Linked DNA regions of Homo sapiens: region 2 is linked to region 1. A link is an interaction called in ENCODE POLR2A ChIA-PET data of the cell type or tissue named here. Cell type or tissue: GM12878. All regions are shown on one strand. Each heading gives the region's core, and the rest is flanking DNA. Links, peaks and the distances in the headings are about the cores only.

The links. ChIA-PET counts read pairs that join two places held together with the same protein. Peaks named below come from ENCODE experiments on the same cell type or tissue, not always from the same donor. Only the 100,000 strongest peaks of a DNase experiment are listed, where the experiment ranks them.
Region 2: POLR2A ChIA-PET joins it to region 1 with 7 read pairs; 7 of 35 experiments call an interaction of 5 or more read pairs at or near these places.

Annotation. Positions count from the first base shown.
Region 1 is chr12:93,136,048-93,141,429 of GRCh38, reverse strand. The region is part of intron 3 of LOC643339 (a long non-coding RNA gene); the gene reads left to right. Among named protein-coding and RNA genes, the nearest start is that of LINC02412, 36 kb to the left of the region's middle. In GM12878, for the core only: a CTCF peak has its summit at 4,497; a DNase peak (open chromatin) is centred at 2,206; H3K4me3 peaks cover 961 bases; H3K27ac peaks cover 2,733 bases.
Region 2 is chr12:93,387,659-93,393,040 of GRCh38, reverse strand. All of the region lies in intron 1 of NUDT4 (nudix hydrolase 4), which reads right to left. Among named protein-coding and RNA genes, the nearest start is that of NUDT4, 12 kb to the right of the region's middle. In GM12878, for the core only: no CTCF peak of the experiment used is centred there; no DNase peak of the experiment used is centred there; H3K4me3 peaks cover 2,909 bases; H3K27ac peaks cover 1,046 bases.

The sequences.
Region 1 (5,382 bases), core at 324-5,323:
AACACATTTTGTGTGGAGCCATTATGTATGGACCCCAAATTTCTGGTTTCTGCATGGTCTTATGTTGCCAGCTTATGGAGTTACAGAGAAATGTATGTATGAATATCCGGTCAGTCTCAATATCCACAAACCCTGTTGACAAATGTCCCTAGATACTCCAGTGGTTAAAAGTGAGGAGAGTAACAGTGGCCATTCCTGTGACACAGAGGTGAAGAAAACACTGTGTTTGCCACTGTAGCTATAAAACCAACTACGATGACACCTGCCAGGTGACGTTGGGAGAAGAATATGTTTTGTGGCTTGAGGTGTGAATCTTGTGACTGTCATATTCCATCCTGCCTGAGGCTGTGCCCCAAGGGGGCTGTGCCCGGAGATGGAGAGGCTGGGCAAAGCTGCTTCCCAGGCCTTAGATCTTTGTCCAGGTGTTGCGCGTGGCTGTGGTAGGTGGGAGGGCTGAGCGGGCCAGCCACTTTTTGCTGGATTTACTGGGGACTCACTCCCATACCCAAGGGCAGATTGGCTATAGAGAGGTGGTTTGCTCACTGCCAACCAAACCTGCTCTCTGAAAGCAGAGCTTTGTCTTTTTCTGCTTTATGACCTCAGCTTTGGAGAAGGCTTTGGCTCCCCAAGTGTGGCCCAAAAACTTGGATGATGATGCACGGGGTAGAAGGCAACAAACGAGCTGCCCTTGGTGGCAGTGACCTGAGCTGGGTCCACTCCTTGGGCTTGGGTGATGAATACAAAAAGTCAGCCAAGACCATCCTGCTGATAGGGAAAGAAGGACTCATGATAACCCTGTACCAGGTACTGCCACACAGACTTTCTCCTTCAATCCTCTGCAAACTTGTGAAACTCTTATCTGTTTTACAGATACAAAAACTGCAGCTCAGAAAGGGCAAATGGTCTGTCCAAAGGTACCCAGTTTAGAAGTGACCCACTGGAATTTGAACCCTAGGTCTGTTGAACTCTGAAATTTATGATGTTTTGTTTTGTCTTGTTGTTTTTTTTTTTTTTTTTCCCACTTCACCACTCTTTATATCTGCAGAGTGCAGTAGGGAGTAGGTGGAGGTGGGATGAATACCATGATAGGCCCCCGTGAACCCAAATCTGTGGCTTGATGGACTCCAGGGAAGAATGTATAGCTAGTCCCATCCTTGTCTGATCTTGGCAGATGCTTCAGTGAGGTTATAGAAAGCTAATTCCACTTCCCAGTGCTCCATTTGAACATGTGCTCCTATGCTCAGCTGGTTTTAGGTGTGGCTTTGGTTTCTGAGCAGAAACTCTCTTTCCATGAAATAATGACATCCTTAAGGTGTTGTGCTTTGCTTGTCGTTCAGAGAAGACAGCACTTCCAGGAAATGCACTATACAATATGGATGGATCCCCTGTCCAGAGAGGAAACCAGGCGCACCCTTCACTACAGGAAAGAACTTGCTCCCTGACCTGCCAGCCAGGTGGAATTTCATTTCTTTGTGCTCTCGGGATCTGGTGCTTTGAAGAACTGGCTTCATTAGCCACTAACAGAGATGCACTTGTCAAAACATCAGCAACTGACTTTTTTGTGTGTGCTTAAGAGATCACAGATATTTTTGTACTGGTGCTATCAGAGGTTGGAAGGATTGCTATAGCTACATGTTCTTGCCCCTCTCTCTAAGGTCTATGGCAATGAGTAGCAATGATAATAATTATGATAGTGATAATAGCAAACCATTCACTATATGTTTTGTGCTGGGCACTGTAGTAAGTTCATTTTATGTTCAAAACAACCTTCTGAAGTATGTGTCATTTAGGATTCATTTGACTGCAAGTGGCAGAAACCCAATTTCAATGGTTTAACCAATGGAGGGATTTATTTTTCTCATGTAATAGGAAGTCCAGCTGTAAGCACTTCAGAGTGAGTATGCAGGCCCCATGGTGCCATCAAGAACCCAGTCTCTTTTGCTGGAGGCTTGCTTCCTCATGTATGCAGCATAGCTGTTCTATTTTGTGCTTCACAACTAATTTTTAGGCAGGAAGTATTTGAAAGAAGGGAGAAGCTAAGTAGCACAAACTGACAAGGTGAATGCAAGCTGGATGTGTGCCCTCTAACAGGCTTTCTCAGAAACTCCAGCTGGTACCTCCACTTGCAGCTCCTTGTCCAGAACTGTGTTGCATGACCACATCTAGCTGCAAGGAAGTTGGGTAATCCAAGAGCATTTAAGTGAGCCCCTTGTTAGTAAGAAAGAAAGGAGAACTAGCTATTGGTTCCATAACCAGTCATGCCTAGCTTAAGTAGTTAATGTTTGTTCAAAATTTACAGACAAAGAAAGTGAAATTGGAGAAGTTAAGTATTTACCAAAGGCTATCTAGCTAGGGAGTGATGGAGCCCAGATCCGAATCCAGGTATGTCTGACTCCAAAGCTACATTCCTAAATGCTGTTTAGAATTTGTTCCTGATGGTTGGTGGTGTTTGGGCTGTACAACGGAGGACTTAAGGGGGCTCTCTTATGGGACAGGAGGGAGAATTGACTTTTCAGCTTCTTGAGAATAGTGCTAAGATCATTGTATAAAAGATATGGAAGGCAGATTTTGGTACAAGGTAAGGAAGTGATTATTCACAATTAGTAATTAACTGGTCTATGGGCTGTGTAGCTAACTCTATGACCAGGAGCATTTACATAGCTCAGAGGAGATTCCTTAACTGACTGGGAGTTTGGGCCTATTGTAAGTTCAAGATTCTAGGTCCATGAAACAAAAGTGGCTGAGATAGAATCATCATGATGAAAAGAGGGCTTTTGGTTTCTGCATAGGTGCTTCCTGATTTGTCAGTTAGAGTGACCATATAATTAATTTATGGTCCAAACTGGGGCATTTTTTTAGAGTAAAAAAAAGATTTATTAGTAATTATGCTGGGACAACAGGCAAACACCAGAATCATCATGGACCGAGTGGAAGCCACAGCTACCCCAGCCATGGGCTCCTGATGGATAATGGAATGGGGAGACCTGGGCTTCATAGGAACTGACAGCTGGGTAAACATCCAGAAAAGACAGACACCCCCAAGGCAGACCTTCCCAGTTCCATAGGCTAAACCTCCCAAGAGGCCCTGTCTGTGATGGGCTTCGGTGACAGACGTTAAAATCTGATGGGCAGGGACAATGAGTGACTACTGAAAACGTATGTCTGACACAGCCCCTCAGGCCCTGAGTCTCCCTTAGTGTGACTCATTTTCAGAGACACTGAGCTTAGGTAACGCCATGTGTCTTACTGAGTCATGAACCCAGCCCATTCTAGGCTGGGAAGGCAACTGGATTTTACATCCCCTGATATCCTTCTCAGCTTTTAAAAACTGCTCTTCTGATTTGCTCCATGACCTTGGGCAAGTCACAACCACTCTGTGGTTTGGCTTCTCCTTTAGTGGAAATAAAATGGAAATAATAGTTATGCAAGAGGAAAAAATTGATTCAAGAGCTTCCAATGAAAGTTGCCGCATACAGCCAAGTGATATTATTATTTTCATGACAGTTATTAGCAGAGCTGCTTCTTGTCCCATCCCCTCTCATTAGGCCACAGGGCATGGAATAAACACAGGTTTGGCCAGTGACTGGTATTTGATGATGTTGGCACCAGAGATGAAGGGGAGGAATTTCTCTCTGGCTTGTGTTTCACTATTAACCTCCTTTTGCCTGGATCTCAATGCCTGCTAGTATGGAAACTGGAAATCTGTGAGAATCTCAGCTATTTGTCTCATAGCAGAGGCAGCCTATTCAGAAAACCATTTAATAATGATGCCATTACAATATTGTCTTTTTTCTTTCCTTAATTCCTTTATTCAATAAATATTGATTGGGCATGTCTGTGTGCCAGGTTCTGTTTCCCAAGGATAGAGCAAGAGGCATAATGACAGCATTAAGCTTTTCAATGTTTGTTGAATCAAGGAATTTATAAGATGTGAAGTTTGGAGAGCTGATCTCCTGCTGCAAACTTGCATCTCTCTCGTCTATCCTGATCCCTGAGAGATATTTCTAAAAGCAAAATTGCTCTTGTTACCCATTTCCTAAAGGAGCAAAACTGAATTTCTTTTTTTTCTGTATTATTATACTTTAAGTTCTAGGGTACACGTGCACAACATGCAGGTTTGTTACATATGCATATATGTGCCATGTTGGTGTGCTGCACCCATTAACTCGTCATTTACATTAGGTATATCTCCTAATGCTATCCCTCCCCACTTCCCCCACCCCAGAACAGGCCCCGGTGTGTGATGTCCCCCTTCCTGTGTCGAAGTGTTCTCATTGTTCATTTCCCACCTATGAGTGAGAACATGCGATGGCAAAACTGAATTTCTTAATATGGCACAGAAGAACCTTCAGGGTTGGCCTCTGATCACCGTTTTGTCTCTTCTCTCACTGAGCCCCTTTTTGGACTACAAGTTTCAGCTATTACGACTTCCCTACAGGTTCCTGAATATTCAGCTCTTTCATATCTCTAGGCCAGAGGGCGGCAGACATTTACTTGTAAACGGCCAGATAGTTAATATTTTTGGTTTCCTGGGTCATGTGGTCTCTGTTGCAACTACTCAATGCTGCTATTGTAGTGTGAAAGCAGCCATGGAAAAAATATAAATGCATGAGCATGGCTCTGCCCAAATAAAACTTTATTTACAAAAACAGGCAGCAGATGGGATTTGGTCCACAGGCTGTAGTTTGTTGATCTCTGCTTTAGGCTTTTGCTCATTCTGTGGTCTTTTACTTGTCTACGTTAAACTCCTTTCATCTGACCAACGCCCATTCAATTGTCACCTCAAGTCTGAGATCTTGCCACACTACCCTGGGTAGAACTGGTCACGCATACCACTGTGTTCTGTACACACCACCCTGACAAGTAACAGAAAATTAAAGCTGTGTTTTCTCCCATAACCATATTATAAGCTTTATTTATTCATTCATTCACACATGCATATATTCACAGATCCATTCATTTAACAACATTTAACAACCACCCACTATGGGGCAGAGCTGATGACTTTTTAGTCTTTGCACAACACCCAGTGAAAGTATAACACATAAAACTTGCTTAATACATGCTTGTGAAGAAAAGGAGATAGAACTCAATAAAAAAAAGTCCACTGCCAAAGATACATCTGCATCTTTGTTGTAAGTGCTCAGAGGTGGGAAGTTGTCTTTATTGATTATGAAGCCTCTCCACTGTGTGGAGGGGTTTGGTCAGTTAATTGTATTTGGAACTTTTCTTTTAAGGTTTCTGTCATCCGGCCTGGAATAGTTTGGTGGCTCCCACCTGTTGTCCATTCTTATCCCTTTTCCTAGAACTCAGGGTCCTGTTTTCTGGTGACATCTTATGGCAGTACTAAGAGTAGTAGCACCAACTTCTAAACTCCCATCG
Region 2 (5,382 bases), core at 52-5,051, 250 kb before region 1:
ATCCTAGATTTTATTTAACAGGTAACAGGTATTACATACCCATCTTTTAAATGAATATCTGGCCGGGCGCAGTGGCTCATGCCTGTAATCCTAGCACTTTGGGAGGCTGAGGTGGGCAGATCACCTGAGGTCAGGAGTTCCACACCAGCCTGGACAAAACATGGTGAAACCCCGTCTTTACTAAAAATACAAAAATTAGCCAGGTGTGGTGGTGCATGCCTGTAATCCCAGCTAATCGGGAGACTGAGGCATGAGAATCACTTGAACCTGGGAGGCGGAGGTTGCAGTGAGCAGTGAGCAGAGATTGCACCACTGCACTCCAGCCTGGGCAACAGAGCAAGACTCCATCTCGGGGGAAAAAAAAAAAAAAAAAAGACTGAAATCTACAAATTGTTACAAAAATACCCTATTACCTTAGACAAGTATCCTAGATTTTATTTAACAGGTAACAGGTATTACATACCCATCTTTTAAATGAATATCTGGCCGGGCGCAGTGGCTCATGCCTGTAATCCTAGCACTTTGGGAGGCTGAGGTGGGCAGATCACCTGAGGTCAGGAGTTCAAGACCAGCCTGGCCAACATGGTGAAACCCCATCTCTACTAAAAATACAAAAAATTAGCCGGGCGTGGTGGAAGGCACCTGTAATCCCAGCTACTTAGGAGGCTGTGGCAGGAGAATCACTTGAACCTGGGAGGCGGAGGTTGCAGTGAGCCGAGATCATGCCACTACACTCCAGCCTGGGCAACAGAGCTAGATTCTGTCTCAAAAAAAGGAAAAAAAAAAGGGGGGGGGGGAAACAAAGGAATATTTGTGGGCTAGCTTAGGTTGAACTTCACTTAAGTTAAAATCAACTCAAGGTGAGCGTGGTGGCTCATGCCTATAATCCCAGCACTTTGGGAGGCTGAAGTGGGTGGACATCTGAGGTCAGGGGTTCAAGACCAACCTGGCCAACATGGTGAAACCCTATCTCTACTAAAAATACAAAAATTAGCTGGGTGTGGTAGCACATTCCTGTAGTCCCAGCTACTCAGGAGGCTGAGGCACAAGAATTGCTTGAATTCAGGAAGCGAAGGTTGCAGTGAGCCGAGACTGCACCACTGCACTTCAGCCTGGGCAATGGAGTGAGACTCTGTCTCAAAAAAATAAAAAATAAAAATAAATAAGTCAATTTGAACAAAAGTGTCCACAAAATTATCTTAGTATACTACCTTCAAGTAAATTTAAACAGTTCTCCCTCGAAAACACATAGGGTTTATCACGAAGTTTAATTCCCAGTGTGCATAGAGATGATGATGATAACTAAGACAGGGTCTCACTTGGACATCCACGTTGGAGTGCAGTGACACAATCTCTGCTGACTGCAGCCTTCACTTCCCGGGCTCAAGTGATCCTCTCACTCCAGCTTCCCGAGCAGTTGGGAGTACAGGCACCCACCACCAGGCCTGGCTAATTTTTGTACTTTTTTTTTTTTTTGAAATGGAGTCTCGTCCTATCATCCAGGCTGGAGGGCAGTGGCATGGTCTTGGCTCACAGCAACCTCTGCCTCCCGGGTTCAAGTGATTCTCCCACCTCAGCCTCCAAAGTAGCTGGGATTACAGGCACCTCCCACCAAGACCAGCTAATTTTTGTATTTTGAGTAGAGATGGGGTTTCGCCACGTTGGCCAGACTGATCTCAAACTCCTGACTTCAAGTGATCTGCCTGCCTTGGCCTCCCAAAGTGCTGGGATTACAGGAGTAAGCCACCATGCCCAGTCTGATTTTCGTATTATTTTGTAGAGGTGGGGTCTTGCCATGTTGCCTAGACAGGTCTCAAAACCATGGGCTCAAGTGATCTTCTCACCTTGGCCTCCCAACTGGGATTACAGGCAAGAGCCATGACTGATTTTTTTTTCTTTTAAATGCATGCCAGCACTTCTATCTGCCCTGCTCCCTCCCTGCTGCCAGGAGCTGCTGGCCTTTAAGAGTTCTCAGCCAGCACAGGAGTCCTCTCTCATTTGACTAAGTTACCAGGAACTTTTCCAAACTGGAAAGTTTCAAGCTGACAATTCAGCAACTCCCACCCTTCTCTCAAGCCCCCAAAATGCTGAGTTAAAAGAGAGTATCTATTTAGGCATAGAACCTCCTCTTAGAAAAGCAGCATTCCAGGCCAGGCATGGTGGCTCACGCCTGTAATCCCATCCCAGCACTTTGGGAGGCCAAGGCGGGCAGGTGTGAGAACAGCCTGGGCAACACAGCAAAACTCCCTCTACAAAAAAATACAGAAATCAGCCATGCATGGTGACATGTGCCCATAATACCAGCTACTCAGGAGGCTGTGGTGGAAGGGATCACCTGAGCCCAGGAGGTCGAGGTTACAGTGAGCTGTGATCATGCCACTGCACTCCAGCCTGGGCGACAGAATGAGACTGTCTCAAAAAAAGGGAGGGGGGGTTATTACATTATCAAATTATACCCAGATGAGACTTTATAGAAAATTAGAAAAAGAAAATTAAAAATCCAAAAGTGCATGCAAGGGTCTCTAAGTTCAAATTCTACTTTCAACAGAGAAACTACAAATCAGATTTCAAAACCTTTGTATTTTATTCAAAATTGGAGGCTTACAGAGGATCTATGGCAACCAAAGGCACTGGCCCTCTATCAAGACTGGCAAGTGAATGTTAGTTTTTAAGTTAAATAAAAATGTTAAGAGTTTGTCTCGCATCACTGGAAAAGTAAACAGCAACTACTGGTCCGGACTGCAGAGTTACAGGCCTCTTTTTCTGGTCACTAGGTTTGGGTTAGGAATAAACTGGTTTCTATTGCCTAGATGAAATTCTTGTTACACAATTCTATGCTCTCTAAGCAACTTCCTGGATTACGTTAATAATGGGACATAACGCAGGTGGCTAGCCGCCTGAAAAGTACATCATCACTTAGTAAATAGTAAATAGGGAGTTCAAAATCATCCATATTCAAAATGTTGCAGTCCTGAATAAATGAAATGCAAAGTCTCATGTATCTAGGTCATTGACTATGATGTTTCCAGTTCTCCAAGACAGAGCTAAATTACAGGAGATTAATAATGTTGAAAAACCATTAGTATAAGATGTGTCTGCTTTTCTGAAGAAACATTTTATGCTTCAGATTTTTTTTTTTTTGAGACAGAGTCTCGCTCTGTCATTCAGACTTGAGTCTAGTGGTGCAATCTCGGCTCACTGCAACCTCCGCCTCCTTGGTTCAAGCAATTCCCTCCCTCAGCCTCCCGAGTAGCTGGGATTACAGGCTCCCACCACCATGCCCAGCTCATTTTGGTACTTTTAGTAGAGATGGGGTTTCACCATCTTGGCCAGGCTGGTCTTGAACTCCTGACCTCGTGATCCACCTGCCTCGGCCTCCCAAAGTGCTGGGGTTACAGGTGTCAGCCACCGCGCCCGGTCTATGCTTCAGATTTAAAACCAATCCTGCATCTACAAGACATCAGCATGACTAAACTTTTCTTCCAAAAATGAGTAATATGGAACCCTTGTGTCTCAACATCTCTCTTTCATAAATTACTTTTTAGAAAGCCTCATGAAAATAGTATATAAATTTGATAAGTGATTTAGCACAATCCAGTAATTTATGATATAAGAATCTCGGCTCACTGCAACCTCCGCCTCCCCGGTTCAAGCGATTCTCCTGCCTCAGCCTCCCAAGTAGCTGGGATTACAGACATGCGCCACCACGCCCAGCTAATTTTGTATTTTTAGTAGAGACGGGGTTTCTCCATGCTGGTCAGGCTGGTCTTGAACTCCAGACCTCAGGTGATCTGCCCGCCTCAGCCTCTCAAACTGCTGGGATTACAGGCATGAGCCACCACACCCAGCCAAATGTATCTTTCAAAAAAAAGGCCGATAAATTTAAATGAGTAATTATCTATGGTCCAGAAATGATTCACATCTAAACTACTAGCTTAAGGCAGATGTGCTAATATCCAACTTTTGGTGATGGTAGTTTTAAAATCCAGCATGTTTCATTAAGCACTTGTCTACTCATCTAAATTGACAAACCTGCAGATAGAATTGGGCTCCTCTGGGCCCTTGATCTGCCAATTAATTCCAGTCTGTCCTAAACTCTGCTACTTTTGAACCTTTCATGCTTTTGAGGGTCTACAGCTAACACAGTCACCACTAGCATCATATGGCTAAATTTAAGATTAAATAAAATTTAAAATTCAATTCCTTAGTCCAGTCATATTTCAAGTGCTCATCTCAAGGGTCACATATTGGACATCTACAGCCAATTAATGGTATATCCTTTTCAGAACAGGTAAAATATGTAACTGTTAGTTATTTATCCACTTAAATTTTCATGCAAAACCTTACCACTTTAAAATGCTTTTCGAAAGAAAATCAGAATCATGAAAATGGGCTAGCAGGAAAGAAGCATCATGCACATGGTATCCAAACTAAATCCATTCACTTTTGTCTTTACAATCTTCAGCCTCTAGAAGGACAGAGAACAGACTGACTCCTGTCAAAAAGTGACAATTCAGCACAAGTTCTCCACCTTAAAGAGAAGCACTGTGGAGAAAGAAGTTGCTGATTTTGTTCCTTATCTACTAATTGTGTGATACTCAACAAGAATTGTATGTGATGAAAAGATACTGAATATACATCTTTCCCTCAAAGAGCTTATATTCTTGGAGGTGGGGTTGGAATACAGTCACATAGAATGCTCAATATTTTGTGTCTAAAAACTGCAAGAACACATACATCTATATAAATCTATATCATTATAAATTGTGGACAAACGATTTAGCCTAATCCAGTAACTTATCATCCAAGAGTCCCTTGACATCTCAGGAAGAATAAATTTGGTCAGACCAATAACTTCAAATTATCTTTCCATAAAATGATCGCTTTAAATGGGTACTTAATATCTGTGATATAGAAATGACTGGCCATCTAAACAACTAGCTTATGAAAAGAGGTCTCACACAGATGTCATGGTGACAGATTTGAAAGTCTGTCTGTTTCATTAAGTACTTGCCTACTCATCTTGAATAGTTCATTTGAGTGTTCAAATGAGGGCAAGGCCACATCTGGGGGGGTGGTGGTGGGGAGAAGGCAGTGACTAAGAGTGAGCAAGAACTGAGGGATACACTCCAGATAAGAGAATAGACTGGATGATGGCGTATGTCTGCCAGGGTGGAAAAATATGAACAGCATTAGTAGAGAGAAGGACAATTAAAACAGTCCCCTGCCTGCCCCCAACCCCAATAACAGTGAAAAGTCTTTTAACTTAAGGCCAACTAGTGTGATAGCTAGGCCATCCTGTGATCACCTGGGGTCTGTCATGCACTTGGAAGCGGTCCCCAGCACTAGATCTAGACCAGTACAGATGAAAAAAAGTTGGTA